Regions from separate parts of the Homo sapiens genome. Here region 1 is linked to region 2. Evidence: read pairs that join two places in POLR2A ChIA-PET (ENCODE). Cell type or tissue: Caco-2. All regions are shown on one strand. Each heading gives the region's core, and the rest is flanking DNA. Links, peaks and the distances in the headings are about the cores only.

Region 1 (14,891 bases), core at 3,424-11,423, 83 kb before region 2:
ACACTCAGCAGTCTTGGCCTAAGAGGGACAGATCACTCTGTCCCTGTTCCACAATGAGCTCCTTCATTCTGACCATTCTTCATGGGGATGGTACAGAAATAGCAACAGCCTCTGGAGGTGGGTGCTTTTTTTTTTTCTTTTATAAAGACAGAGTCTCGCTCTGTCACCCAGGCTGGAGTGCAATGGTGCAATCATAGCTCACTACAGCCTCAACTCCCCGGGCTCAAGCAACAATCCTCTGGCCTCAGCCTCCCAAGTAGCTGGGACTACAGGTGCACGTCACCACACCCGGCTAATTGTTAAATTATTCGTAGAGATGAGGGTCTCTCTGTGTTGCCCAGGCTGGTCTCAAACTCCCGGGTTCAAGTGTTTCTCCCACCTCAGCGTCCCAAAACCAAGATTACGAAGCCGAGTTTGGGATTACAGGCACGACCCCCTGACTTACAGAGATGGGCTTTTGAAATTGAATCTTAGCTTTGTCCCTGCTGTTTGCCCTGGGGCAAGTCACTTAACCTCTCTGGGTTCAGTTTCCTCATCTGGAAAATGGGTTTGATTAGAACAGAACCTATTGCTATTTGTCTGTCTTTTTTTTTTTTTTTTTTTTTTTTTTTTGACACAGAACTTCACTTTGTTGCCCAGGCTGGAGTGCAGTGGCACAATCTCAGCTCACTGCAACCTCCGCCTCCCAGGTTCATGCAAGTCTCATGTCTCAGCCTCCTAAGTAACTGGGATTACAGGCGCCTGCTGCCACACCCTGCTGATTTTTTGTATTTTAGTAGAGACGGGGTTTCACCATGTTGCCCAGGCTGATCTCGTACTCCTGAGCTCAGGCAGTCTGCCCATCTCAGCCTCCCAAAGTGCTAGGATTACAGGCGTGAGCCACCATGCCCGGCCTGTCATTTATCTTTCTAGACTAATTAAGCCCAAGTATTTTCAGGCTACTGAAGAGATCTCTGTTATTACGAGAACTGTGTATGTGTATTCAAAGGTGCAAAGTGTTCAATAAGGTTGAGAACTCCTGTGCCTTCTGCAACTCTGGGCCCTCGCATATGCTGTTCCTTCCACCTGGAACACCCTTCCCACCCCTGCCCAGTGGCTTCGGTTTTACTTATGAGCCTTGACGTGGAAGCCTCCTCCCTGGGAAGCCTTCCCGGGCCCGCCAGGCTGGGGCAAGTGCCTCTCTGGTTGCCCGCAGGATCTGCGTGTCCTCCATCACAGCCCTAATCACCCTGTCCCCGCCTGGTCACACTCCGACTTCCCCACTGGACTGGAAGCCCCAGGCAGGCAGGGACTGGGTGCCCAGCACAGGCCTGAAGAAGTAGGTAGTCAGTGCTTGTGTGGACAAACAGCGAGAGCTATGACCCATACATTGCAAGGTAGAGGCCAGTGGAATTCAAAGTCAGAGCCGTTTAAAAATGGGCCAGGCCAGGTGCAGTGGCTCACACCTGTAATTCCAGCACTTTGGGAGGCCGAGGCAGGAGGAACACTTGAGGTTAGGAGTTCAAGAGCAGCCTGGCCAAGATGGTGAAACCCTGTCTCTACTAAATACACAAAAAATTAGCCGGGCAAGATGGCGGGTGCCTGTAATCCCAGCTACTTGGGAGGCTGAGGCAAGAGAATCACTTGAACCTGGGAGGTGGAGGTTGTAGTGAGCCGAGATGGCGCCACTGCACTCCAGCCTGGGTGACAGAGCGAGACTCTGTGTCAAAAAAGAAAAAAAAAAGATGGAACTGCTGTTCTTGAACATTTCAAGCCAAGCCACTAGGAGGGACCCCTCAGAGCTCTGATATCCTCACACAGTCAGGGCAGTCCTGGGGTCGGGGAGTCCTCAGAAATAAGTTCAAATCCTGGCTCTACCACTGCTCTGCTGTGCAACCTTGGCAAGTCGCTTTCCCTCTCTGGGCTCGGTTTTCTCAGCTGTCATTCGGATGTGCCTCGTTTCTGGCCCCTCCACATCTCAGCCGAGGGCTCTGCCTCCAGAACTGGCCCACTTTCACTCGTCCACGCCCACCCATCGGCTCCTGCCTGGATCAAGACCGTCACTTCCTCCCTCTCCACACCTCTCCACCCGTCACTCTCCGCATCAAACGAAGCCTTTAAAAGCATTAATCAGCTCCCTGTGGCAAAAGGCTTGAACTGCCACTTCACCAAAGAAGACACACAGATGGCAAAAAAAAAAAAAAAAAAGCACGTGCAAAGATGCTCAATGCCATTAGTCATTGGAGAAATGCAAATCCAAACCACAGTGAGATATCACTTCACACTTGCTAAAATGGCTAAAATTCTTTCAGCTGACAATACCAAGAGCGGGTGAGGATGGCGAGCATCCGAAGCTCTCCTACGCTGCCCATGGGAAGGCAAAACGGTGCAACCCCTTAACTCCTTATGAAGTTAGACATACATGCACCAAACCCCCCACAGCAATCCCACTCCAGGGAACTCCCCCAAGAGAGATGGAAACACACGTCCGTGCAAAAACCCGTACCTGGCAGTTTCTAACAGCTCTATTCCTAATCTCCCCAAACTGGAAGCGATCCAGCAGGTGTGTTTGCATAAACACACCGGGTCACCTCCACGCAGCGGAGTGCTATTCGGCAGTCATAAGGAAACAGCACCCGAGACACGCAACAATGTGGGTGATATTCAAATGCATTCTGCAGAGCGAAAGACGCCAGACACAAAAGGCCGCCCGCTGTATGCTCCCATTTATAATGATGTTCTGGAAATTGCTCTGGGAACCCCCGGGTGTGTCTTCTCCTCCAGGAAAAGGCTAGGGGCAGAGACTAGGGTGTGTGTGTGTTTGTTGGGGGGGGCGGGGGGAGGTGGAGGTGGGAGTTGGTTGGGACGGAGTCTTGCTCTGTTGCCCAGGCTTGAGTGCAGTGGCGTGATCTCGGCTCACTGCAACCTCCGTCTCCTGGGTTCAAGCGATTCTCCTGCCTCAGCCTCCCGAGTAGCTGGGATTACAGGCACCTGCCACCACGCCCAGCTAATTTTTGTGTTTTTAGTAGAGTGGGGTTTCACCATATTGGCCAGGCTGGTCTTGAACTCCTGACCTCAGGTGATCCACCTGCCTTGACCTCCCAGAGTGCTGGGAGTACAGGCATGAGCCACCGCGCCCAGCCTGTTTTTTGTTTGTTGAGACAGGGTCTTGCTCTGTTGCCCAGGCTGGAGTGCAATGGTGTGATCGTGGCTCACTGCAGCCTCAACCTTCTGGGCTCAAGCAGTCCTCCTGCCTCAGCCTCTCAAGTAGCTATGACCACAGGTGCACACCACCATGCCTGGTTTGTTTTTGTTTTTGTTTTTGTTTTGTTTTTTGTTTTTATTTTTGTTTTGTTTTTGTAGAGACGGGTCTCACCATGTTGCCCAAGCTGGTTTCAAACTCCTGGACTCAAGCGATCCTCCCACCTCAGCCTCTCAAAGTGCTGGGGTTACAGGCGTGAGCCACCATGCCTGGCCAAGACAGGTTTTGTCCACTGAAGCATTCCTGGTAGAGGACAAAGGGACATAAGGAAACATTTTAGGGAGATGGGACTGTTCTGTATCTTGATAGTGGTGGGGTTACGTGATTGTGCATTTGTCAAAATTCATAGACCTGTAGACTAAACATTAATGACCACTTCTCCTCTGCTCCCAGACGCAGTCTCCTCTGGCTACACTGCCCATTTTGACGTTTCCTGCCTGAGGACCTCTGCATTTGCTGTTCCCTCTGCCTGGAATGCTGTTCCCCATATCTCCCTTCATGTCTTTCTGTGGTTGAATCTTTCCAATCTATTTTTTTTTTTTTTTTTTTTGAGTTGGAGTTTTGCTCTGTCGCCAGGCTGGAGTGCAATGGAGCAATCTCAGCTTACTGCAACCTCCACCCACCTCCCAGGTTCAAGCGATTCTTCTGCCTCAGCCCCCCAAGTAGCTGAGACCACAGGTACATGCCACCATGTCCGGCTAATTTTTTGTATGTTTAGTAGAGACGGGGTTTCACCATATTAGCCAGGCAGGTCTCGAACTCCTGACCTCATGATCCACCCACCTCGGCCTCCCAAAGTGCTGGGATTACAGGCGTGAGCCACCACGCCTGGCCAAATCGTTCCCATCTTTTAGGTCTCTGCACATATGTCACCTCCTCAGGGAGGCCCTCCCTGATCACTCCTAACTAAATTCACCACCCCCCTCCATAACCCGCTATTCCATCACCATGTTGCACTAAAAAACAAAAACAAAAACAAAAAAACTGCAATTCATTAGATAATAAATTCCCTGAGAGTGGGGTCTCTCTTGGTCACAGCAGTGTCCCCAGCACAGCACTAGCGGATAGCAGGTGCTCATTAAATATGGATCAAGAGGCAGGAGTTTGAGATCAGCCTGCGCAACATGAAAAAACCCACTACAAAAATTAGCCAGGCATAGTGGCGCATGCCTGTAATCCCAGCTGATTAGGAGGCTGAGGTAGGAGAATCGCTTGAACCCGGGAGGTGGAGATTGTGGTGAGCCGAGACTGCACCACTGCACTCCAGCCTGGGCAACAGAGCAAGACTATGTCTCAAAAAAAAAAAAAAAAAGAGAGAGAGAGAGAGACAGTCGAGTGAAAGAGCAAAGCACACAGGGCTCTGTGAACCCGGGTTTGAATTCAGGCTTGGCCCCTGGTATGCTGTGTGGCTTCAGGTAAATCGAATCACCTCTCTGTTCCTCATCTGGAAGGTGGAATTAACATGCCTCTCTTGCAGGAGTGTGGGGAGGTTTAATCCAGCAGGCACCAGCCCTGAGCTCCCTGAGTCCTCCTGTGGGCAAAAGCCCCAGTCCTCATTTGCAGATGCCCTGGAACCTACCTAGCCTCGCCCAGCCAGGGTGCAGCCTCAGGGAATGCTTGCTGAATGGCAGAATAGACAAATCAGTGACAACACAAGCAAATGCCTTTTCCTGGTAATTAAGTTCACTTGGTAATTAAGTCCTCAAACATCCCAGCCCTCCCTCATCTTAGCCCTAAGGACTTATTTTGCAATTCTCCAAAATGCTCAGAATCAACTGCACCGCCCGTCCCTTCACACGGACTGTGAACCAGGCATCGCCTGGTGTGCTCTTTCCCCCAACTTCCACTTTTCTTGCCAAGTTCCTACTTGTCCTTCAAGTCCACTTGAAATCTCCCCTCCTCCAGGAAGCCTGCCCTGAACCCCATTATCTGGGCTCCCTCAGCCCTGGCTGTCTGGGTCCATCTCTTACCCAAGCCTGGGGCTCCTTGAGGGCTGGGCAGGGGCTGGAGAACTCTTGGAGTCCGCTGTGTTTCCCAGCGCAGATGTGGGCACCCAGTGGGGAACCCTAAATACTCAGTGAGTGCATTCATGGGGCCAGGGTTCAAATCCCAGCTCAGTCACTTTGCGGCTTTGTAGTCCTAGTGAGTCTGGTCCCCTGTCACAGACTCAGTTTCCCCCCTCTAGAAGATGGGGTGTCCACAGGAACCTGGCCCTGGATGCAGGGGGTCAGCGGAGTTTCCCGCAAGGCACGGTCACAGGCTGCAGGCTGCATTGCTCAGTGGCAGTGCTGGTGGCTCCTGCCATCCCCGAGTGCCCCCCTCCTCTGGGGCTCAGTTTCCCCATTTGGCCACACTCCCCCTTAGACAAACACAGACGGGGCGCCACCTGGCTGGGCAGGAGGGGGCCTCGGCAGCTTCTCACGAAGAACAGCAGCCAAGGTGGGGGCTGGCGGGGCTGGCACAGGCCGGCCTCGTTAAGCTGCCAGTCCTTGGCACCACTCTGCTTTCGTGGAGGCGTCTGGAGAAGGGCCCAGGCCTGGCTGTTGGGGGACTGAGGAAGCTGGGATGAAGCTGAGACCCTTTTTCAGAGGGGGCAGGCCCTGAGTGATGGCAAGGAGTTCTATGTTCACTTATTAAGCATCTACTGGATGCCAGACCAGGCTACTCAGGCAGGGCGTTTGCCCGTGCTGTTCTAGCTGCCAGGATCGCGTTTCCTGTTCATAGCACTATCCACTGCTCATTCTGATCTCAGTCTAGAAGACACCACCTCCAGGAAGCCTTCTAGATTCTCTAGAATAAGCCAGGTGCGGCCGGGCGCGGTGGCTCATGCCTGTAATCCCAGCACTTTGGGAGGCCGATGCGGGCGGATCACGAGGTCAGGAGATCGAGACCATCCTGGCTAATGCAGTGAAACCCCGTCTCTACTAAAAATACAAAAAATTAGCCGGGCATGGTGGTGGGCGCCTGTAGTCCCAGCTACTCGGGAGGCTGAGGCAGGAGAATGCCGTGAACCTGGGAGGCAGAGCTTGCAGGGAGCTGAGATGGTGCCACTGCACTCCAGCCTGGGCGACACAGCGAGACTCCGTCTCAAAAAAAAAAAAAAAAAAAAGAATAAGCCAGGTGCCTCCCTTTGGGTTGGCACGGTGCCTGAGTTTTCCCCATCACAGTTTGATCACTCAATATTTTATTTTTAGAGGTGGGGTCTTGCTCTGTGGCCCGCTGCTGGAGTGCCACAGCATGATCAGAGCTCACTGCAGCCTCAAACTCCCAGGCTCAAGCGATGTTCCCGCTTCAGCCTCCCGAGTAGCTGTGATCACCCAATATTATAACTGGGCTGTGGGCAGGTCACTTAGGCCATCAACAAATGCAAACAGAGCACTTCGTACGTGGTAGGCACTATGCTTAGCACCGTCCATGCTCAGCGAACCCCGCAGTGCAGGTGCTGATGCTGCCTCCTCTTTACAGAAGGGGCAACTGAGGCTCACAGTGGCTGAATGGTGGAGTGAAGCCACATGGCCTGGAGTCTGGTGCACAGAAGGGCCCGGGAAAAGCTCATTTCCATCCCCAGGGACAGTGAGCTCACTCACCACTGAAGGAGGCCTAAGCTGGAGGTGTGGGGATTCATTCATTCAACAAATATGTATTGGGCAGCCATTGAAGGCCAGGTTACTCAAGTGTGTCCGAGTGACAGGTGGTGTTGGACGCCTCCAACATCTGTTGTCTTGTCCTCCATAGTAATAGAAGCCCTGGTTTTCAGCTGCACAGTTGGCCATTCAGAATAAATACTACATTTCCCAGCAAGCTTTCTGCCAGGCATGGCCACGTGACTAATTCTGGCCAATGCAGTGTGAGCAGAAGTGGTGCCTGGGATTTCCAAGAAGTGTCCTTAAAGGGACAGGGTGAGCTCTTCCTCACTCTTTCCTCCTCATTGCCTGGGAGGCAGATGTGATGGCTGGAGCTCACGCACCTGCCTTGTCCCACGAGGAGGAGGCCATTTACTGAGGATATGGTGGATGGAAGGAGTCTGGGCTGCAGACACCCCAGCATCTCCATGCCATCCCAGGAATGACTACTCACATTCCACATTCAGAAGCAAATCAGCCCTGTACGCCTACACCGCTGTGGTTGGGTCTTGCTTACCACAGCCAACCCGAGCCTGACCGCTACATTTGTCCCTCTCTGCTTCTGTTTTTCCACTCTTGCCTCCTCTCATGCCTGCTGGACTGAAAAACCTGCCTCTGCTTGGTAGCACTGGGCTGCAAGGGCCATCCACAGTGGCCAAGGCAGTGGCCTCTAGATAGTGTGGCCTCCGTCTGTGGCAGTAGACAGAGCAGGGGCAGGAGTGCCACCAGGGGCCGGGCATGGTGGCTCACAAATGTAACCCCAGCACTTTGGGAGGCTGAGACTGGCAGATCACTTGAGGTCAGGAGTTCGAGACAAGCCTGGGCAACCTAGCAAAACCCCCGTTTCTATTAAGATACAAAAATTAGCCGGGCATGGCAGCATGTGCTCGTGGCCTCAACTGATCTGCCCGCCTCGGGCTCCTAAAGTGCTAGGATTACGGACATGAGCCACCATGCCCGGCCTTTTCTCCCTTTCTTAGAAGGAAAACCTCTGCAAAGATCTTATTTCCAAATAAGGTCCATTCACAGGGGTTGGTCAGAACCAGGGGTTAGGGGTTCAACATCTCTATTTGGGGCCCACCCACTACATGGTACAAGAGATTTGTGTGGGAGGTGATCTCAGAAGCTGTGGGAGGGGAGAGAAGTGGGTGGGGAAGGGAAGGAGACAGTAGCGGGCTCATTGACAAGACAGTACTGGGTTCGTTGACTTATGGAGCTCATTCGACTGGGGACCTCTAGGAGATATGGTAGAACATACTTCGATTTGTCCCATAAGAGGGACGAGGGAGTGGGGGCATTTATCTACCACCTCCCATCTGTCACTGGCTGAGGGCTGCTCTGAGAGGTATTAGGCCAACACAGAAAATCTAAAGACTAAGTAGTCAGCCTGGCAAAGTGAAGTTGAGGAGCAAGAATTCTGTTCCAGGCAGAGGGAACAGCATTTGCAAAATTCTAGAGGTGAACAAAGCAAGATGCCTCTGGGACATTGCAAATCATCCAGGCTTCAGAGATTGGCAGGCGCCCAACCACAGGGGTGCATGTAGGCCACAGAGAAGAGTGTGGGCTTTATCTGGAGGGCAATGGGGAGCCATGGGAGAGTTTAGAGCATGGGAAAGACTATGTTACAGGTCTGGAAGCTGAGGCCCAGAGAGGCTAAGGAATTTAGCTGATGTCATACAGCTTATGAATGGCAGAGACAGAAATCCGACTTGAGTGGGCTGCAGACAGATTGAGGGTGTGAAATTTGGGGGATGGGGACTGGGGAGGAGGTGAGGCTGATGCCCAGGGCTGAAGCTCAGGCAGGGGGCACAGTTGGAGACCCAGCTGGAGAGGCAATGCTATAGGGAGAGAGAATGAAGCTGGTGCAAGCCTGGAGGCCAACCTGGCGGTGCGGACTTGGGACCACTGACCCCCACCAGCCCCACCCTGACCCTGGCACTTGACTCTCCCTCCAAATCAAGTCCAGGAGGGCTCTGAGGATATATGGACTCAGACCTGAGTCCGGATAAAAGAGCCAGCTACGGAGAGAAAGGGCTTTCCAGGCAGGAGGCCCAGCCCATGCAAAGGCCCTGGGGCAGGATCCTGCCTGGTGTGTTGGAGGAACAGCAAGGAGATCTGTGTGGCTGGAGCAGAGTGAGGGATGGTGACAGGGGGTCAGGAATTTGGGTTTTAAGCACTGATCTCATTGTAGGGGGGCGTGGCTTGAACAAGTCTGGGTCACTCTTGGAGTCTCAGACAAGGGTAACATTGAACCTTCTACAGTGTGTTGCTAGGAACCTCCAGAAGCTGATGCTGGTAGCGTCTTCGCACAGTGAGGGCTGAATCTGCACTGCTGGGGGCCGGCAGCCCTTTTGAAGCATCCCTGGGCCTCCTTGGGTCCAAAGATACCCTGAGCCTTCAAGAAGTTATCTCAAAGCTTGCCCGGGTACCGGCAAATCACAGACCTAGGAATGATCCATTGGCCACAGGCCCAGGCAGCTGGCAGCTCCTGGGACAGAATGTAGCAGGGCGATGTCACAGAAGCTGGGGGCATCTAGAACCCTGGTGACTCCTGGTCTCCATGTCATCTGCCAGAAAGGCCACCTGCGCCAGCACCTCCTGAGACCGGCCTTCAAAGACACGACGCATGCCGCTCTGCCGTCCGGAGCACTTAATGCCTAGAGCCAGCAGGGTCCCAGTGGCCGCGTCACTGCCTCTGAGCCACGCGGTCATTCCAACTCAACTGCCCTCGCGTCCTGGCCACAGGCCCCCTGGGAGACCCCGGAGATGCCCAAAGGCCTCATGCCTGCCGCCTCCAGTGGGACCTAGCAGCACACAGACAGCGAAGCGGGTGACCATGGGGTGGCCACGGCCGGGCCGAGCCCTCGTGGCAGTCAAAGCCTTGCTGGTCTTGTCGCTGCTCCAGGTGCCCGCGCAGGCAGTGGTACGGGCCGTGCTGGAAGACAACTCGAGCTCGGTGGACTTTGCGGATCTGCCGGCGCTGTTCGGCGTCCCCCTGGCCCCCGAGGGCATACGGGGCTACCTGATGGAGGTCAAGCCAGCCAACGCGTGCCATCCCATCGAGGCCCCGCGACTGGGCAACCGCTCTCTGGGCGCCATCGTGCTGATCCGCCGCTACGACTGCACCTTCGACCTCAAGGTGCTGAACGCCCAGCGCGCCGGCTTCGAGGCGGCCATCGTGCACAACGTCCACTCCGACGACCTCGTGAGCATGACCCACGTCTACGAGGACTTGAGGGGCCAGATCGCCATCCCCTCAGTGTTCGTGAGCGAGGCCGCCTCGCAGGACCTGCGGGTCATCCTGGGCTGCAACAAGTCGGCCCACGCGCTGCTCCTGCCCGACGACCCACCGTGCCACGACCTGGGCTGTCACCCCGTGCTGACCGTGTCCTGGGTGCTGGGCTGTACCCTGGCCCTGGTCGTATCAGCCTTCTTTGTCCTGAACCACCTGTGGCTCTGGGCCCAGGCCTGCTGCAGCCACAGACGGCCGGTGAAGACGTCTACCTGCCAGAAGGCCCAGGTCCGCACCTTCACGTGGCACAACGACCTGTGTGCCATCTGCCTGGATGAGTATGAGGAGGGCGACCAACTCAAGATCCTGCCCTGCTCCCACACCTACCACTGCAAATGCATTGACCCCTGGTTCTCCCAAGCCCCCCGGCGCTCCTGCCCCGTGTGCAAACAGTCGGTGGCCGCCACAGAAGACAGCTTTGACTCCACCACCTACAGCTTCAGGGACGAGGACCCCTCCCTACCGGGCCACCGGCCCCCCATCTGGGCCATTCAAGTCCAGCTACGCTCCCGGAGGCTGGAGCTGCTGGGCCGCGCCAGTCCCCACTGCCACTGCAGCACCACGTCCCTGGAGGCAGAGTATACCACTGTCTCCTCAGCCCCTCCTGAGGCCCCTGGTCAGTAAAGATCTAGGGCAGGGAGGGGGGTGCAATGAGGAATGTTTCTGGTCTGAAAAGAATAAAGTGGGTTTGAAAGCGGATTCTCAGCCTCGCTGCTGTTGGGCCACCCGCCTCTGACTGGGGTTGGGGGACACCCATCCCCATCAAGCCTAAGGCCAATCCCCGTTTCTGCGGGCGGGAGAGCGAGGGGTGGTGAGGGCTGGGGGGCCTTTTTGGGGCGGCTGTGACCGTGGTGCCGGAGTGGCTTTGAGACGGGTCGTCTGTGCTTTGGTTCCAGTCCCGGGCACACGGGTCACTCATCCTGGATGGCCTTATTCTTCATTCACATTTTTTCTTTTAAAATAAACGTTTTATTTTGGAACTGGTTTAGATTTCCAGAAAAGTTGCAAAGGTGCCATAGAGTTCTCCAACCCCTTTTACTCCGTTTCCTCTTATGTCTCATGGGATCCCAGGTGTGATGGGATGGGAGGCCGAGGTGGGAGGTTCGCTCAAGGTTAGAGGTTTGAGACCAGCCTGGGCAACATAACAAGACCCCACCTCTACAAAAAAATTTTCTTAGGCCGGGCGTAGTGGCTTACGCCTGTAATCCCAGCACTTTAAGAAGCCAAGGCGGGCGGATCATGAGGTCAGGAGATCAAGACCATCCTGGCCAACATGGTGAAACCCTGTCTCTACTAAAAACTACAAAAATGAGCTGGGCGTGGTGGTGCGTGCCTGTAGTCCCAGCTGCTCGCTACTCAGGAGGCTGAGGCAGGAGAATTGCTTGAACCCAGGAGGTGGAGGTTGCAGTGAGTTGAGATCACGCCACTGCACTCCAGCCTAGCGACAGTGAGGCTCCGTCTCAAAAAAGAAAAAAAAATTCATTAGCCAAGTGTGGTGATACATGCCTGTAGTTCCAGCTACTTGGGAGGCTGAGGTGGGAGGATTGCTGGAGCCTGGGAGGTGAGCTATGATCACACCACTGCACTTCAGCTCGGGCAACAGAGTGAGACCCTGTCTCAAAAAAAAAAAAAAAAAATGCAAGGAGGCAAGGGAGTTTTCTGGGCAGTGAGGGGGCTGTTTGACCATGCTCCGACGAGAAATAGCTACTAGGTGAGGTCATAGGAGCAAAAGGGTCAAGGTCGCCTCTGAGACATTCCCTGGAACAGTGTGAATGTGAGAGTCACGTGCAAGATTCCGACTGAAGCCCAAGCAACCTCCAGAGAGCGCCCACTCTGTGCCAGACGCGGTTCCAGGCACACAGACACAGCAGTGAACAAAACAGGGGAAAGTCCCTGCTCTCCAGGGACTGCTATTCCAGGGTGGGGGATAGATACAAAGTATATAATTAAATAAATGAGCAGGGAGATGTCAGCACGAGATAAATCCTGGGGCTAAAACACAAGGGGGTCATGAGATGGAGAGAGCTTGGCGGATGATCAGGGAGATCACGGAGGAAACATGAGAACCGAGACTCAGGGCCGGGCACAGTGGCTCACGCCTGCACTCCCAGCACTTCGGGAGTCTGAGGTTAGCAAATCGCTTGAGTCTAGGAGTTCGAGACCAGCCTGGGCAACATAGTGAAACTCCATCTCTCCAAAAAAATACAAAAATTAGCGGGGTATGGTGGTGCACACCTATAGTCCCAGCTACTCAGGAGGCTGAGACGGGAGGATCACCTGAGCCCAGGAGCTCAAAGCTGCAGTGAGCTATGATTGCACCACTGCACTCCAACCTGGGTGACAGAGTGAGACCCTGTCTCAACAAAAACAAAAACAAAAAACACAAACTGAGACTGAAAGGGGAGGAAGGAGGCGTTAGTGCAGGAAGGATATTCCAGGCAGAGTGTACAGCCCATGCAAAGGCCCTGCGACAGGACTGCACCTGACATGTTGGAGGAACAGCCAGAAGCCCATATGGCAGCAGCAGAGTGAGTCAGAGGGGAGAGGGAGGAGCGTGGGAAGGGGATAGGGCAGGTCGTGCAGGCCCTCGTAGAGCTTAGTAAGGAACAGATTTTGGGCCAGGTGTGGTGGCTCACGCCTGTAATCCCAGTACTTTGGGAGGCCGAGGCGGGCAGATCACGAGGTCAGGAGATCAGGATTATCCTGGCCAACACGGTGAAACCCCATCTGTATTAAAAATACAAAAAATTAGCCAGGCGTGGTAGCGTGCACCTGTAACCCCGGGTACTCGGGAGGCTGAGGCAGGAGAATCGCTTGAACCTGGGAGGCGGAGGTTGCAGTGAGCTGAGATCGCGCCACTGCACTCCAGCCTGGGGACACAGAGACACTCCGTCTCAAAAAAAAAAAAAGAAAAAAGAAACGGATTTGTTCTGGGGTGCTGACTAAAACCACTGGAGGGTCTGGGATCAGTGGCTCACGCCTGTAATCCCAGCACTTTGGGAGGCCGAGGTGGGTGGATCACCTGAGGTCAGGAGTTCGAGACCAGCCTGGTCAACATGGCGACACCCCATTTCTACTAAAAATACAAACATTAGCTAGGCATGGTAGTGCGTGCCTGTAATCCCAGCTACTCGGGAGGCTGAGGCAGAGAATCACTTGAATCTGGGAAGCAGAAGTTACAGTGAGCCAAGATCACGCCACTGCACTCCAGCCTGGGTGACCGAGGGAGACTCTGTCTCAGTAAAACAAAGGAAAGAAAAGAAAAGAAAAGAAGAGACACAGAGACAAAGACACAGGGAAGACAGCCACGTGACAACGAAGGTAGAGATTGGAATGATGCAGCCACAAACTTGTTACCTCCTCTTTTTATGAAGACACCAGTCATACTGGATTAGGGTCCATCTTAATGACCTCATCTTAACTTGATTACGTCTGCAAAGATCCTATTTCCAAATACGGTCGCATTCCCAGATATCAGAGGTCAGGACTTCAGCATATTTTTTGAGAGGATGCAATTCAACCCATAACATAGGGGTGAGAGGGAAGGAGGCCCAGCTTTGGGGAATTGCCAGACCTGGATTTGAAGCTGGCTTTGCTGTTTCTGGCTTTCTTTGAGATGATGGGCATGGCCATTTCTCTCTCTGATCTCTACTTTATGGATATGGAAAATGGACATCCTAACAGCACGTACCTCATATTGTTCCTGGGAGATTTTAAAGAGGTACTTCATGCAAATACAATTTTTTTTTTTTTTTTGAGACTGAGCCTCGTCGCCCAGGGTGGAGTGCAGTGGCATGATCTTGGCTCACTGCAACCTCCACCTCCCAAGTTCAAGTGATTCTTCTGCCTCAGCCTCCCAAGTAGCTGGGATTACAGGCATGTACCACCACACCTGGTTAATTTTTGTGTTTTTGGTAGAGACGTGGTTTCACCATATTCGCTAGGCTGGTCTCGAACTCCTGACCTCAAGTGATCCTCCCGCCATGGCCTCCAAAAATGCGAGGATTACAGGTGTGAGCCACTGCGCCCAGCCGGCAAATACAAAATTTAATGTGCTTCCTCCACCTCTTTGATTGCCACAGTGCTGGGTCTCACTTCCACACCTTTGCACAGGCAGTTTTCTCTGCCCAGAGTGCCCTCCACATGCCTCGCTCAGCCTAGCTCAACATTACCATTCCTTCAGTCCCTTGCACACATCTACAAAAAGGATCCCAAATACGAGAGTCAAGAGTCCTGGGTTTAGGCCAGGCACGGTGGCTCACACCTGTAATCCTAGCACTTTGGGAAGCCACGGCAGGAAGATTTCTTGAGCCCAGGAGTTCAAGACCAGCCTGGGCAACATAGCGAGATCCCATCTCTACAAATAAATTTTTAAAAATTAGCCAGGCCTGGTAGTGCCTGACTGTAGTCCCAGCCACTTGGGAGGCTGAGGCAGGAGGATCACCTGAGCCCAGGAGGTCAAGGCTGCAGTGAGCTATGATCACACCACTGCATTCCAGCTTAGCTTGGGTGACACAGACAATCTCAAAAAAAAAAAAAAAAAGTCCTAGGTTCAAATTCCCAGCCCTGCTACTTACTGTGAAGCCCCCTGAGAATGCCACTACCCCCTCAGAGTCTTGACTTGCTCCTCTGTAAATGAGGATAACAGTGCTAGCTACCTATGGCAGACATGTATTTGGGGCCAGCAGCACGGTGCAGCTGTGGGAAACTACCTGTCTTCCATTCTGAGTACACG
Region 2 (14,891 bases), core at 4,351-12,350:
CGGTGGTCACGCCTGTAATCCCAGCACTTTGGGAACCCAAGACGGGTGGATCACTTGAGCTCAGGAGTTTGAGGCCAGCCTGGGCAACATGGTGAAACCCTGTCTCTACTAAAAATACAAAAATTAGCTGGCCGGGCATGGTGGCACATGCCTGTAATCCCAGCTACTTGGGGGGCTGAAGTGGGAGGATCGCTTGAACCTGAGAGGCAGGAGGCTGCAGTGAGCCAAGATCGAAACACTGCACTCCAGCCTCAGTGACAGACTGAGACCCTGTTGAGGAAGAAAAAAGAAGAGAAGGAGAAGGAAAAGAAAGAAGAAAGAAAAATAAGAAGAAGAAAGGAGAAAGAAGGAAGAAGAAGAAAAAGAATCAGCTAGTTTTGAGGCAAGATGATCGCTTGAGCCCAGGAGTTTGAGATCAGCCTGAGCAACATGGCAAGACTCCATCTCTATTATTTTTTAAGTAAATAGGATTTTTTTTAAAAAAGATTCAGCTACTTTCTTTTGAGATGGAGTCTCACTCTGTCGCCCAGGCTGGAGTGCAGTGGTGTGAGCTCAGCTCACCGAAACCTCCGCCTCCCAGATTCAATCGATTCTCCTGCCTCAGCCTCCCAAGTAGCTGGGATTACAGGCACACACCACTACGCCCGGCTAATGTTTTTGTATTTTTAGTAGAGACAGGGTTTCACCATGTTGGCCAGGCTGGTCTTGAACTCCTGAACTGGAGTGATCCGCCCACCTCGGCCTCCCAAAGTGCTGGGATTACAGATGTGAGCCACCACATCCAGCCTAGAATCAGCTACTCTTTGTGGCTGGAACTGTGGGAGGGAGGAAGGGAGAGAGGGGTCCACACTGCCTGGAGCCTACCCTGGCACTTCCCGTCCCCCTTCCTGGCTTACTTCTCCGTTATGATTCAGGCTCTGTGACATGCTATACATTTTTCTTTTTTTTTTTTTTTGAGACGGAGTCTCACTCTGTCACCCAGGCTAGAGTGCAGTGGCGTGATCTCCGCTTACTGCAACCTCTGCCTCCCGGGTTCAAGCGATTCTCCTGTCTCAGCCTCCCCCGAGTAGCTGGGACTACAGGCATGCGCCACCATGCCCGGCTAATTTTTTGTATTTTTAGTAGAGACGGGGTTTCACCATGTTGGCCAGGACGGTCTCGATCTCCTGACCTTGTGATCCACCTGCCTCGGCCTCCCAAAGTGTTTGGATTACAGGCGTGAGCCACCGCGTCCAGCCTACATTTTTCTTATTTACGTTGCCTGCTTTCTCTCCCCTAGACTGCTGGCTCCGTAATGATGGGACTTCTTTCCTTCAGGCCTGCTTGTTCCTTGCTTTGCCTTCAGAAACTAAAACAGTGTCTGAAAATGTCTAAATGAATGAATGGACAAATGAACAGGCATCCTTCTCATCAGAAGGATGGGGTGGGAGGGTAATCAGCCTCTGGCCACTTCAAGAGGCCCCTTTAGGAGGTCAGAGCTAAGAGGTACAGGGTCAGGGCCCCCCTTGATTACTGAGATTCTAATTAACTCTGGGGCCGAGAGGGCCGCTCCGCTCTGAGGAATTATAGATAAGTTTGCACCCCAGTGTTTGAGCAGTGGCTCTGTGGGGGGCGGGCGGCAGCTCTCCCTCCCCTGCCCTCCCACCCACAGCCAGCTGGCCAGGGAGGCGGGCACAGAGAGAGGTCATTTGCATAGGCAGGTAATTGGTTTTGCAAATAAATCTGGTTCTTGAAATTTGTAGATTAGTAATAATACGTCTCCAGATGAGAGAGAAAGGTCACGGATGAATAAAACAACAATTAAACTTTCAGGAGATTATTAAACTAAACAGAAACCTGGCATGGGGTGGCCGAGGGAATAAGGAGCTGGGCTGGGAAGGTGGGGGTGATGGGAGTGGGGGCATCTGCTGCCTCCGCTCCCGCTCCCAGATCCTGCTTGCCAGGGTCTGGGCAGAGTAGAACGCCCCGTGATCCTCCCAGAATAGCTTTTAGGATTCCCATTTCTCAGTCTAGAAAACTGAGGTTGAAGAAGGAAGAGGAAGAGGCCCTAGGTCACCCAGTGAGGCCACACCCCAGGCAGGAGCTGAACCCAAGCCCATTAGCTTTGCGCTGTCCTGGGTGGCAGAGAACCTCATATTGGCAAAGGGATGGGCGCAATGGCTCACACCTGTAATCAAAACACTGTGGGAGACCAAGGCGGGAGCCGTGCTTGAAGCCAGCAGTTCGAGACCGGCCTTGGCAACATGGTGAGACCCTGTCTTTACAAAATAATAATATAGGCAAGGGAATGAGATGTAAGAAAGGGCTGGCATTGACAGATGCCAATTGACAGAGGGTTTGAAGTCTGGGTGTGGTGGCTCACGCCTGTAATCCCAGCACTTTGGGAGGCCGAGGCGGGCGGATCACCTGAGTTCAGGAGTTTGAGATGAGCCTGGCCAACATGGTGAAACCCCGTCTCTACTAAAAATTCAAAAAAATTAGCCGGGTGTGATGGCACACGCCTGTAATCCCAGCTACTGGGGAGGCTGAGACATGACAATCTCTTGAACCTGGGAGGCAGAGGTTGCAGTGAGCCAACATCACACCACTGCACTCCAGCCTGGGTGACAGAGTGAGACTCTATCACAAAACAAAACAAAACAAAACAAAAAAGCAGGCAAAGGGTTCGATTCCCCTCTCTGCACTTCTTGGCTGTGTGACCAGGACAATTCCATTCTCCCGCTGTGCCTCAGTCCTTCCATGCCTATGAAATTGAGGCGAAGCATTTTATGTGTGATGTTAAATTTGCAAATGTTATTATACTTGCGTGGCAATTCAATGTGACACAGCAGCTAATGGACCGGGCACCGTGCCTGGCATGGTGTAGGTGGCTGCTTTGGGCATGCTGGGTCCTTGGCTGCAAGCAACAGAAATGTGCTCCAGGAAACAAAAGCAGAACCAAAATGTATAGGTAACTCGGGGTGGAAGGCAAGGGTGAAGAAAGACGTCAGCCAATAGGGAGAAACTGAGGAAAGGCGCCAGGTAACAGCCATCTTTCGGCCGCCCTCTGGCATGTAACCTTGGGTGAGTCACCTTTCCCCTTGAGACCTCAGTCTCCATAGCTCTAAAAGAGGGAATAGTTGTGTCTACTTTGCTTATTCAGTTTCATCATTCAAAATATTGACTGAGCCCCAAGGCCGGGCGCGGTGGCTCACTCCTGTAATCCCAGCACTTTGGGAGGCCAAGGAGGGCAATCACAAGGTCAGGAATTCGAGACCAGCCTGGCCAACATAGTGAAACCCCGTCTCTACTAAAAATACAAAAAATTAGCTGGGCCTGGTGGTGGGCGCCTGTAATCCCAGCTATTCAGGAGGCTGAGGCAGGAGAATGGCTTGAACCTGGGAGGCGGAGGTTGCAGTAAGCCGAGATCACAGTGTTGCACTCCAGCCTGGGCGACAGAATGAGACTCCGTCTCAAAAAAAAAATTGACTGAGCCCCTAATGAGTTCCAAGCATTGTTCCAGGCACTGAAGATGCAGCAGAGAACAAAACAGGCAGAAATTTCTGTCTTGGAAGCGCTGGCAGCCTAGTTGGGCAGACAGACAACGAGCAAATAAATCAAGAACATCTATAGGGTTTTAGGGTCGAGCACGGTGGCTCACGCCTGTAATCCCAGCACTTTGGGAGGCCGAGGTGGGCGGATCACTTGAGGTCAGGAGTTTGAGACCAGCCTGGCCAACATGGTGAAACCCCGTCTCTACTCAAAATATAAAATTAGCTGGGCATGGTGGTGGGCACCTATAATCCCAGCTACTTGGGAGGCTGAGGCAGGAGAATCGCTTGAACCCAGGAGGTGGAGGTTGCAGTGAGCCAAGACTGTGCCACCGCACTCCAGCCTGGGCAACAGAGCGAGACTCCATCTCAAAAATATATATATATATATACACACGTGTGTGTGTATATATATACACGTGTGTATATATATATATATATACACACGTGTATATATATATACACACATATATGTGTATATATATATACGTGTATATATATATACACGTGTATATATACATGTGTGTATGTGCGTATATATATACAGGTGTGTATATATATGTGTATATATGTATATATATGTATATATGTGTATATATGTATATATGTATACATATATGTATACACACACACACACACACACACACACACACACACATATATATATATATATACACTGAGCCCCTAATGAGTGCCAAGCATTGTTCTAGGCACTGAAGACGCACCAAAGAAGGCAGAAATTTCTTTTTTTTTTTTTTTTTGAGATGGAGTCTTGCTCTGTCACCCAGGCTAGAGTGCAGTTGTGCGATTTCAGTTCACTGCCAGCTCCGCCTCCCAGGTTCACGCCATTCTCCTGCCTCAGCCTCCTGAGTAGCTGGGACTACAGGCGCCTGCCATCATGTCTGGCTAATTTTTTGTATTTTTAGTAGAGACGGGGTTTCACCGTGTTAGCCAGAATGGTCTCGATCTCCTGACCTCGTGATCCGCCTGCCTTGGCCTCCCAAAGTGCTGGGATTACAGGCGTGAGCCACCACACCCGGCCAGCAGGCAGAAATTTCTGTCCTGGAAGTGCTGGCAGCCTAGTTGGGCAGACAGACAATGAGCAAATAAATCCAGAAAATCTGTAGGGTTTTAGAGCATGCTAAGTGCTGTGAAGAAAATCAGAGCATGGAAAGTATCAGGAAGGGACAAGAATTGGAAAGGGAGGGCAGGTTGCAATTTTTTTTTAAGAGATGGCGTCTCTCTCTGTTGCCCAGGATGGAGTTCAGTGGTGCAATCACAGCTCACTGCAGTCTTGATTTCCTGGGCTCAAGCCATCCTCCCACCTCAGACTCTTGAGTAGCTGGGACTACAGGCGCACGCCACCACACCTGGCTAATTTTTTTTTTGAGACGGAGTCTCACTCTGTCGCCCAAGCTGGAGTGCAGTGGCATGATCTCAACTCAGCGCAACCTCTGCCTCCCAGATTCAAGCAATTCTCCTGCCTCAGCCTCCTGAGCAGCTGGGATTTACAGGCACAATTTTTGTATTTTTAGTAGAGTCAGTGTTTTGTCATGTCGGCCAGGCTGGTCTTGAACTCCTGACCTCAAATGATCCACCTGCCTTGGCCTCCCAAAGTGCTGGGATTACAGACATGAGCCACCATGCCCGGCCTAATTTTTATTTTTTATTTTGTAGAGATAGAGTCTCACTATGTTGCCCAGGCTGGCCGCAAACTCCTGAACTCCAGTGATCCTCCCAGTTGCAATTTTAAACAGGGTCATCAGGGAGGCCCTACTGAGAAGAAGATTTAGACCAGAGACCTGAAGGAGAGGAAGAAGGGAACCAAAGAGAGATCTAGGGTAAAAGCATTCCTGGCAGGAAGAACAGCCTGTGCAAAGGCCCTGAGGCAGGACTATGCCTGGTGTGTTGGAGGAACAGTGAGGAGGCCCATGTGGCTGGGGCAGAGCCAAGCAAGAGGCAGAGGGGAAGGAGATGAGGTCAGGGAAATGATGGAGGGTAGATTGCGCAGGGCCTTGGAAATGACAAAGAAGACTTTGGCTTATGCCCTGAGATGGAAGCCTCACGTTCTCACTTTAGCATCTCCCTGAGGTAGTCACTAAAATGGTGAAGAGTGTCCACTCCTTTTTCCCAACCCATTCAATGGCAGAGATTGTGGGTTGGCCTCTAACATCCATTCCCCACTTTCTCCTTTACAAATGAAACCTGCCCAGCTAAAGACTGTGTTGCCCGGCCTCTCTTGCAGGTCAGTGTGACTGTCTGACATATTGTGAACAACGGGACAGAAGCAGGTGTAACCTCAGAAGAAAATAACAGGCCTTCTTCTTCCTCTTCCCCCACTGCCCCCCACCTGTGTCTGGAAGGTGGCCACCATCACAGGGGCCGGAGTAGCCACTGTGGTCCACAAGATAGAAGTTGGGGGCTGAGGAGGCAGAGCAACAAGACCGAAGGAGCCCTGGGTCCCTGGTGATTGTGGAGCCTCTGCTGCAGCCTGGGTTGATGCCCAGGTTATGAGGACAGGAGTGATGAGTGTCACCCTTGTTTAAGCCATGGTCTTATGGGTTTCTGGCAACATAGATCATGAATAATCAAAAGTTGTTGTTTTTTTTTTCGAGACGGAGTCTCACTCTGTCACCCAGGCTGGAGTGCAGTGGTGTGATCTCCACTCACTGCAAGCTCTGCCTCCTGGGTTCACACCAGTCTCCTGCCTCAGCCTCATGAGTAGCTTGGACTACAGGTGCCCACCACCACACCCGGCTAATTTTTGGTATTCTTTAGTAGAGATGGGGTTTCACCATGTTAGCCAGGATGGTCTTGATCTCCTGACCTCATGATCCACCCGCCTTGGCCTCCCAAAGTGCTGGGATTACAGGTGCGAGCCACTGCGCCCAGCTGAATAATCAAAAGTTTTGAGCACTCTCACTGCCCCTATTGCAGATTTCAGAGTTTTTGTTGTTGTTGTTGTTTTGGAGACAGGGTCTTGCTCTGTTGCCAGGCTGGAGTGCGGTGGTTCCATCACAAGCTCACTGCAGCCTCGACCTCACAGGCTCAAGTGATCCTCCCACTCAGCCTTCTGAGTAGCTGGGATTACAGGTTTGAGCCACCTTTGATTTTTTTTTGTGGAGATGGGGTGTCGTTCTGTTACCCAGGCTGGAGTGCAGTGGTGCCATCATAGCTCACTGCAGCCTTGACCTCCCAGGCTTAAGTGATTCCCCAACCTCCACCTCCTGAGTAGCTGGGACTACAGGCATGCACCACCACACCTGGCTAATTTTTAAATTTTTTGAAGCAGTTAGCGGGGGGTCTCACTGTGTTGCCCAGGCTGATCCTGAACTCCTGGACTCAAGCGATCCTCCCGCCTCACCCTCCCAAAGTGATGCGAATACAGGCATGAACCACCATGCCCAGCCTTCCAGACTTTTGCTCTTCCGTGCTAACACTCCCCTGATGCAAAACGCCCATCCTCTCTCCTCTCCTCCTCCCAATCTTCCTTTGGCTCTTGGCCTCGTTCCTCCAACCTTGCTGCAACCAAGCTGTACCATGCTACAAGCTCCACCTTGTGGCCAGCCTGGTAACTGACCTTGGCTCTCCTCTTCCTGATGCTGTCCACTTAGTTTTTTTCCAAGACTTAGTTTTATTCCAAGATATGTTCAGGGACATCCATCCTCCCCTACATTCCTTCATCTTCATATCTCCCTCCCTCTCTCTTCCAAATTTGCAGTTCCTCTAGAACCAAGCTGGGTCCTTTCAACCCCTATGTTGTGCATTTGTGGTGATTCTGTAAGGCAGAAAGGGGACCAGAGAGGGTGAATGGGCTGGCTGGGTCACACAGCCAAGCCATCCTCTCCAGAGGAAGCTGAAGAGTGAGCCTGGTCAAGAGAGGATACAGGCTGGGCATGGTGGTTCACATCTGTAATCCCAGCACTGTGAGAGGCCAAGGCAGGCGATTACTTGAGCCCAGGAGTTCGAGACCAGCCTAGGCAACATCATCTCTACAAAAGATAAAAAAATTAGCCAGGTATGGTGGCGGGTGCCTGTAATCCCAGCTACCTAGGAGGCTGAGGTGGGAGGATCGCTTGAGGCCAGGAAGTGGAGGCTGTGGTCAGCTAATATTGTGCCAGGTATATATATATACCTGGGCATGGTGGTGCACATCTGTAATCCCAGCAACTCTGGAGGCTGAGGCACAAGAATCGCTTGAACCTGGGAGGCAGAGGTTGCAGTGAACTGAGGTCACTCCACTGCCCTCTGGCCTGGGTGACAGAGCAAGACACTGTTTCAAAAAAAAAAAAAAAAAAAAAAAAAAAAAAAGAAGATTGATGACAGAGACCATGAACCTTCTGGTCTGAGGACACAGGACAGCGGGGACCCTCAGACACAGGGCCCCCCATTAGTCTTCCAGGAAATCCTTCTATCAAAGCTCAATGATCTCATTCCTTCCTTTGTTCCACAAACACTTATTGAGCAACTGCTGTGTACCAAGTCCTATTTGGGGTGCTGGAAGCAAAACACACTTGCCCTCTTCCTCCCAGGCTAGTGTGGGAAGCATGGGTGAGGTCAGACTGTGATGAAGGCACCCAGAGGAGGCCCCTGACCTGGGCCTTGGGCTTCCCAGAGGAGGTGACGTGGAGGCTGAGATGTGAAAGATGAAGAGGAGAAAGTAGCATGGTCCATGCTGAGGGAACGGCAGGAGCAGAGGCTCCGAGGTGGGGTGGGGTGGGTTTGAGCCCCTAAGAGGCAGCCAGTTGTAATAGAGGCCAACGGCCTGCAGAGCTGGGGGCGAGAGCAGGGCCTTGATCTCAAGGGCAATAGGGAGCCAAGGAAGGATTTAGAGCAAGGGAGGAGTGAGATTGGATTTGCCTTTGAGGAAGATTCCAAAGAGGAAGGACCGGAGGGCACAAGGCTTGAATTCAGGGCCCAGGACGGGGCTGTGCCTCCTTCACCACGTCCTCTGCTGCGCCCGGGCGCAAGGAGGAAGGAGAGCCGGGAGGGCGTACCTGGCAGCCAAAAGCCCAGCCGCTAATGAGCCCGGTGCGGCGCGAGCTATTTTTAGCAGCTGCTCCTCGGGACGCCTAATCGCTCCGGCCGGCTCCCGCCAGGCTGCCATGGAAACGCTCGCGCCACCGCCAGGAGCTCCCTCCCGGTCCCGGCCGGCGCTGCCCGCCCCTCAGCCCGGGGCCAGGATGATGCGTGCTGCCCCCCGCCAGGAAGGAGCCCTGCCTGCCTTCCCAGCACTGTCACTGCACGGCTGTGCGATCCCGGGACATCTCTGCCCCTCTCTGGGCCTTAGAGGGCAAGAGAGGTAAAGGCGCGCACTGGAGGCTGAGAAGCACGTTTGAATCTCCGCTGGGCCAACGACTTGGGGTGCAAGGTCAGGAGTGTCCCAGAATCTGAGCCCTCTTTTTGTCATCTGAAAAGCAAGCCCCCGCCTCATTTAACTGCGGAGAGCACCCGGCCCCGAGGAATAAGTGATTTCAGAATTCCAAACACTCATTAAACACCTACTGCATGCCAGCCATTGCCCTAAGCTCTTTTTTTTTTTTTTTTTTTTTTTGAGACGGAGTGGAGTCTTACTCTGTCGCCCACGCTGGAGTGCAGTGGGACAATGTCAGCTCACTGCAACCTCCACTTCCTGGGTTCAAGCGATTCTCCTGCCTCAACCTCCCAAGTACCTGGGATTATAGGCATGAGCCACCATGCCTGGCCTTTTTTCTTTTTTTTCTTTTTTTTTTTTTTAAGAGACAGGGTCTCGCTCTGGAGTGCAGTGGTGCAATTGTGACTCACTGCAGCGTCAGCCTCACAGGCTCAGGTGATCCTCCCACCTCACTCTCTGGAGTAGCTGGGCCCACAGGCATGCACCACCACACCCAACTAATTTTTGTATTTTTTGTAGAGACGAGGTTTCACCTTGTTACCTAGGCTGATCTCAAACTCCTGGGCTCAAGTGATCCACCCGCCTCAGCCTCCCAAAGTGCTGGGATTATAGAGGTGAGCTACCACCCCCGGCCTAAATTTTTATTTTTATTTTTATTTTTGTAGAGGCAGAGTCTTGCTTTGTTGCCCAGGCTGGGTCTTGAACTCCTGGCCTCAGGCAATCCTCCTGCCTCGGCCTCCCAGAGTGCTGGGATCACAGGTGTGGGCCACAGCACCCAGCCTGCCCTAAGCTTTCTATGCATTCACTTGATTAATTAAATCCAGAGGCATGTTACAGGTTATGCATTCACAGATGAAGCCATTGCTGCCAGGAGGTTAACTGGCTCTCCGGATATGGAGGCAAGGAAGGGACCCAGGCTTACTGGATGGGGACGCAGAGGGTGAGAGGCTTCCCTCCTCCAGGGTGCAGGTAGGGACACTGAGGCAGAGACGAGGGTAGCAAGTTGCCCAATGCTGAGAGCCCTGGAGTTGGGCTCTCTCTCGCCCACCGAGGAAAGCTATTATAGAGGGGTCGTGGGCGGGTGGCGCGGGGCAGCCCGCCAACAACTGACACCAGGGGCTATTTCAGGAAGTGTCACTCAGTCAGTTGGGACAGGCTGAGGCCCAAGGAGGGAGGACAGGAAGAACAAAGCCCTGACCTGGGCCAGGACAGGGAGGTGGAGGCAGGAAGGCAGAGTGCATGAGACTGCAGCCATGTGACCTACGGCATGTCTGCTTTGCCGCTCCGGGCCTCAATTTCCCCATCTATAGAGATGAGGTCTTGCTATGTTGCCCAGGCTGTTCTCAAATTCATGGGCTGAAGCAATCCTCCTGCCTCAGCCTCTCAAGTAGCTGGGACCACACGCACACATCACCATACCAAGTTAATTTTTAATTTTTTGTGGGCACAGGGTCTCACAGCATAGCAAGACTCTATCTCTACAAAAGAAATGAAATGGGAGAAGGGGATTTAAAAAATTAAGTTACATTTTAAAACTGACCAGGAGCAATGGCTCATGTCTGTAATCCCAGCACTTTGCGAGGCTGAGGCAAGAGAATCACTTGAGGCCAGGAGTTCGAGACCAGCCTGGGCAACATAACAAGCAAAAGTTATTTATTTATATTTTTTATTTTTTCATTTTTTATTTTTTGAGATGGAGTCTCACACTCTTGCCCAGGCTGGAGTACAGCAGTATGACCTCGGCTCACTGCAACCTCTGCCTCCCAGTTTCAAGCGATTCTCCTGCCTCAGCCTCCCAAATAGCTGGGATTACAGGCACAAGCCACCGCATCCAGCTAATTTTTGTATTTTTGTAGAGACGGGGTTTCACCATGTTGGCCAGGCTGGTCTCAAACTCTTGACCTCAAGTGATTCGCCCACCTCAGCCTCCCAAAGTGCTGGGATTACAGGCACGAGCCACCACGCCCGGCCAAAATTTTTAATTTTTTAGATACAAAAAGTTTAAAAATTAACTGAGCATGGTCATCCCAGCTACTCAGGAGGCTGAGGTGGAAGGATCCCTTGAACCCAGGACTTCGAAGCTACAGTGAACTATGATTGTGCCACTGCACTCCAGCCTGGGCAACAGAGCGAGACCCTGTCTAAAAATAAATAAATAAATAAATAAAATACAGCAAGCCACGTGCTAAAAACAGTGCCAAGTGTCACGTGATGCTACTTTTCAGCTATTATGATTCACCGATCGCATCTGCCACGGGACATCAGGCCTCGGTGGGCTCACAGGGAAGGTGGCGGAAGAGCTGGCCTCATCCCAGGTCTGAGGGTCGACCCTGAACCACGAGAGAGAGGGAGAGAGAAAAAGGAGTCCCAAGGCTGGCACACAGCTGTCCTGAGCTGGCTTCCCCACTCCCGCTTCCCACCACCCTGCCTGGCCGGTGCCTGCATTTTCACCCTTAGGGCTGCCTCCATGGCACCTGCACCAGCCCCTGGGAGGAGATGCTGGAGCTGCCCAGAGCTGGGGGCCCGAGTGGAACACAAGCCCCCATCCTCCACTCTTCCCCAGTCACCCTGGCAGCGGGGAGGGGAGGGGAAGGGAGGGGAGGCCAAGGTTACAGAGCCCCTCCCCCTGCCTGGCTATAATTAGCCCCGAGATGAATTAAACATGAGGCTGGGCTTGTCTGCAGCAGCGGAGGCAGCAGCTTCGTCCCTGACACTATAATTGTTCCCGGGCAGCAGGCAGAGGACAGGGCTGATGTGTGAGGCTGGGGGAGGTGGGGACACACTCACTGGGCACGGCTGTGGGAACACAGCTGTGTGGGGCCTGTGGACGTCTTTGGCAGGTACACGCGTGTGCCCGCATGCACATGTGTGTGGTCCTCAGGACTCTCCAGGCACGAGGGGGAAGGGGTGGTCCTTGGGCCTGGAGAAGGCTCAAGGCTCAGGAACCCCGGGATGAAGGTAGCAGCCCCACAAGGGGCATGGAGGGGGCACTCTCCAGCCCCATCTCCAGCAGCCCTGCGGTGGGGGTGGGCGGCCACCATTAAAGCTGCCAACAGCCAGCACGGTGGTTCACGCCTGTAATCCCAGTACTTTGGGAGGCTGAGGAGGGAGGATCACTTGAGGCCAGGAGTTCAGGAACAGCCTGGGTAACATAGCAAGACCCCATTTCTACAAGAAGTTTAAACATTAACTGGGTGTGGTGGCACGCACCTGTAATCCCAGCTACTTAGGAGGCTAAGGCAGGAGGAACACTTGACCCTGAAAGGTGGAGGCTGCAGTGAGCCAAGATCATGCCACTGCCTGGGAGACAGAGTGAGACCCTGTCTAAAAAAAAAAAAAAACTGCCACCATCAGGATTCACACCTTCGTGGGAAGCCACCATTCCAACCTCCCGTCACGAAGTCCCAGACTCCCTCATCCACAGCGCTATCGGGCACTCGGGCACCGTAGCTGTGGTTCCAGCATTCCGGCCGCCACCAGCCACTGTCATGCTGATGGGAACCCATCAGTCCAGTCTGCAGTGAACATGCCTGTCTGGTTCTGTCTCTCCCAGGCTGGGAGCCCCCTCAGGGCTGGGTCTCTGGACCCCGCATGGCCCAGCTCAGGTGGGATTCCCATAATGGGGGAACACTTCTGGGGTCTTTGGAGTTTGGGGAGGTGGAGAGGCTGTGGATGAGGGAAGCATCCTTTAGGTCTAGAAACATCTGCAAATTGATGGACATCCTTGGGCCTCCTGGTCATCATCTTCCCACTCCAAAAACTATTATCCATCCATTTTATAAGGGAGGGAAACTGAGGCTGGGAGAGAGCCAGTGACCTGCCCAAGTGGCACAACGAGGAAGGCACAGAGCCTGGAGGTCTTAGTGGCTCCATTAAGACCATTAGCAGGGCCGGGTGCCGTGGCTCACGCCTGTAATCCCAGCACTTTGGGAGGCTGAGGTAGGTGGATCACAAGGTCAGGAGATTGAGACCATCCTGGCTAACACGGTGAAAACCCGTCTCTACTAAAAAATTTTTTTAAAAATTAGCCGGGCGTGGTGGCAGGTGCCTGTAGTCCCAGCTACTCAGGAGGCTGAGGCAGGAGAATGGCGTGAACCCAGGAGGCGGAGCTTGCAGTGAGCGGATATCGCACCACTGCACTCCAGCCTGGGGGACAGAGTGAGACTCCATCTTAAAAAAAAAAAAAAAAAAAAAAAAAAACACCATTATCAGGCTGGGTGCGGTGGATCACGCCTGTAATCCCAACACTTTGGGAGGCTGAGAAGGGAGGATCACTTGAGGCCAGGAGTTCAAGACCAGCCTGGGCAACATAGTGGGACCCTGTCTGTACAAAAAAATTAAAAAATTAGCTGAGCATGGGGGTGCATGGGTGTGGTCCCAGCTACTCGGGAGGCTGAGGCAGGAGGATCACTTGAGCCCACAAAGGTAGAGGCTGCAGTGAGCTATGATTGTACCACTGCACTCCAGCCCGGGCCAAAGACTGAGACCCTGCCTCAAAAAAAGAAAAAAGAAAAAAAAGACCACTATTAGTCACTCACACCTTCACGAATATGGCCAACTCCCTAGGAGAGAACCCTGGATTGGATTCCAGCTGGGTTCAAAACCCAGGCTGGAAGCATTATGAGGTCTTGGGCTTTTGGATGGGGTGAGAGAGAGAGGAGGGTGACCTCAGGCCTGCTCCTCTCCTCTCTGGGCCTCAGTCTTCCCATCCAGGAGATGGGACAATGGCGACTGGAGACAGTCTTGTTGGGGGCAGGGAAGACGGTGTCAGGATCTCATTCCGGGACGCCCGCCACCTGGCCCTGTACCAGTGAAATTCATTTCCCGGACCCTGGCCCAAGAAATGGTGAAATCTCTCCAGCAGCCTGCTGATAGCAACTTTAAGTCTTTCTGCAGAGAGGAAGGGAGGTGAGAGATGGGGAGAAGAGAGGGGAGTGAGAGGCAGGGGCCTCGGTCAGTCTCTCAGCTGTAAACACTCCCTCCCTCTACTAGGATCAGTGAGCTATGATTGTACCACAGCACTCCAGCCTGGGTGACACAATGAGACCCCCATCTCTAAAAAAAAAAATTAAAAATTAAAAAAAAATTTAAAAGGCCAGGCATGGTAGCTCATGCCTGTAATCCCAACACTTTAGGAGGCTGAGGTGGGAGGATCACCTGAGGTCAGGAGTTTGAGACTAGCCTGGCCAACATGGTGAAACCCCGTCTCTACTAAAAATACAAAATTAGCCAATTGTGGTGGTGCATGCCTGTAATCCCAGCTACTCGTGAGGCTGAGCCAGGAGAATTACCTGAATCTGGGAGGCAGAGGTTGCAGTGAGCCAAGATCATGCCACTGCACTCCAGCCTGGGCAGCAGAGCAAGACTCTGTCTCCAAAAAAAAAAAAAAGCCGGGTGCAGTGGCTCACGCCTGTAGTCCCAGCACTTTGGGAGGCCGAGGCAGGCTGATCACCTAAGGTCAGCAGTTTGAGACCAGCCTGGCCAACATGGTGAAACCTGGTCTCTACTAAAAATACAAAAATTACCTGGGCGTGGTGGTGCGTGCCTGTAATCCCAGCTACTTGGGAGGCTGAGGCAGGAGAATCGCTTGAGCCTGGGAGGCAGAGGTTGAAGTGAGCCAAGATCACACCACTACACTCCAGCCTGGGAGACAGAGCAAGAACCTGTCTCAAAAAAAAAAAAAAAAGAAAGAAGAAGAAGAAGAATGTTTTCCTCATTCACAGCCCCTCCACCTCCCCAGACTCGAAAGACCCCAGGAGTATCCCGCCATTATAGGATCCCACCCGAGCTGGGATATGCAGTGTTCAGAGACCCAGCCCTAGAGAGGCTCCCAGGCTGGGGGAGACAGAACCAGACAGAAACCTCACAGCCCAAACAACCAGGCCCTGTGCAGGGGGATCTGGTGGCTGAGTACACGGGGCCCCCTACAGACAAAGAGTGTTTACACGTGGTAAATAAAGACACTCCCGGTGAGGGGAACAGCCGAG

The links. ChIA-PET counts read pairs that join two places held together with the same protein. Peaks named below come from ENCODE experiments on the same cell type or tissue, not always from the same donor. Only the 100,000 strongest peaks of a DNase experiment are listed, where the experiment ranks them.
Region 1: POLR2A ChIA-PET joins it to region 2 with 5 read pairs; 4 of 35 experiments call an interaction of 5 or more read pairs at or near these places.

What each region holds. Positions count from the first base shown.
Region 1 is chr19:5,446,002-5,460,892 of GRCh38, forward strand. It overlaps ZNRF4 (zinc and ring finger 4), which reads left to right and starts at 9,416. Exons shown (of 1, transcript NM_181710.4): 1 at 9,416-10,855. The coding sequence starts at 9,491. The coding sequence ends at 10,780. In Caco-2, for the core only: no CTCF peak of the experiment used is centred there; a DNase peak (open chromatin) is centred at 7,090.
Region 2 is chr19:5,528,046-5,542,936 of GRCh38, forward strand. No RefSeq gene overlaps it. Among named protein-coding and RNA genes, the nearest start is that of TINCR, 32 kb to the right of the region's middle. RefSeq lists enhancers at 8,439-9,102, 9,103-9,766. In Caco-2, for the core only: a CTCF peak has its summit at 7,091 (motif pointing left); no DNase peak of the experiment used is centred there.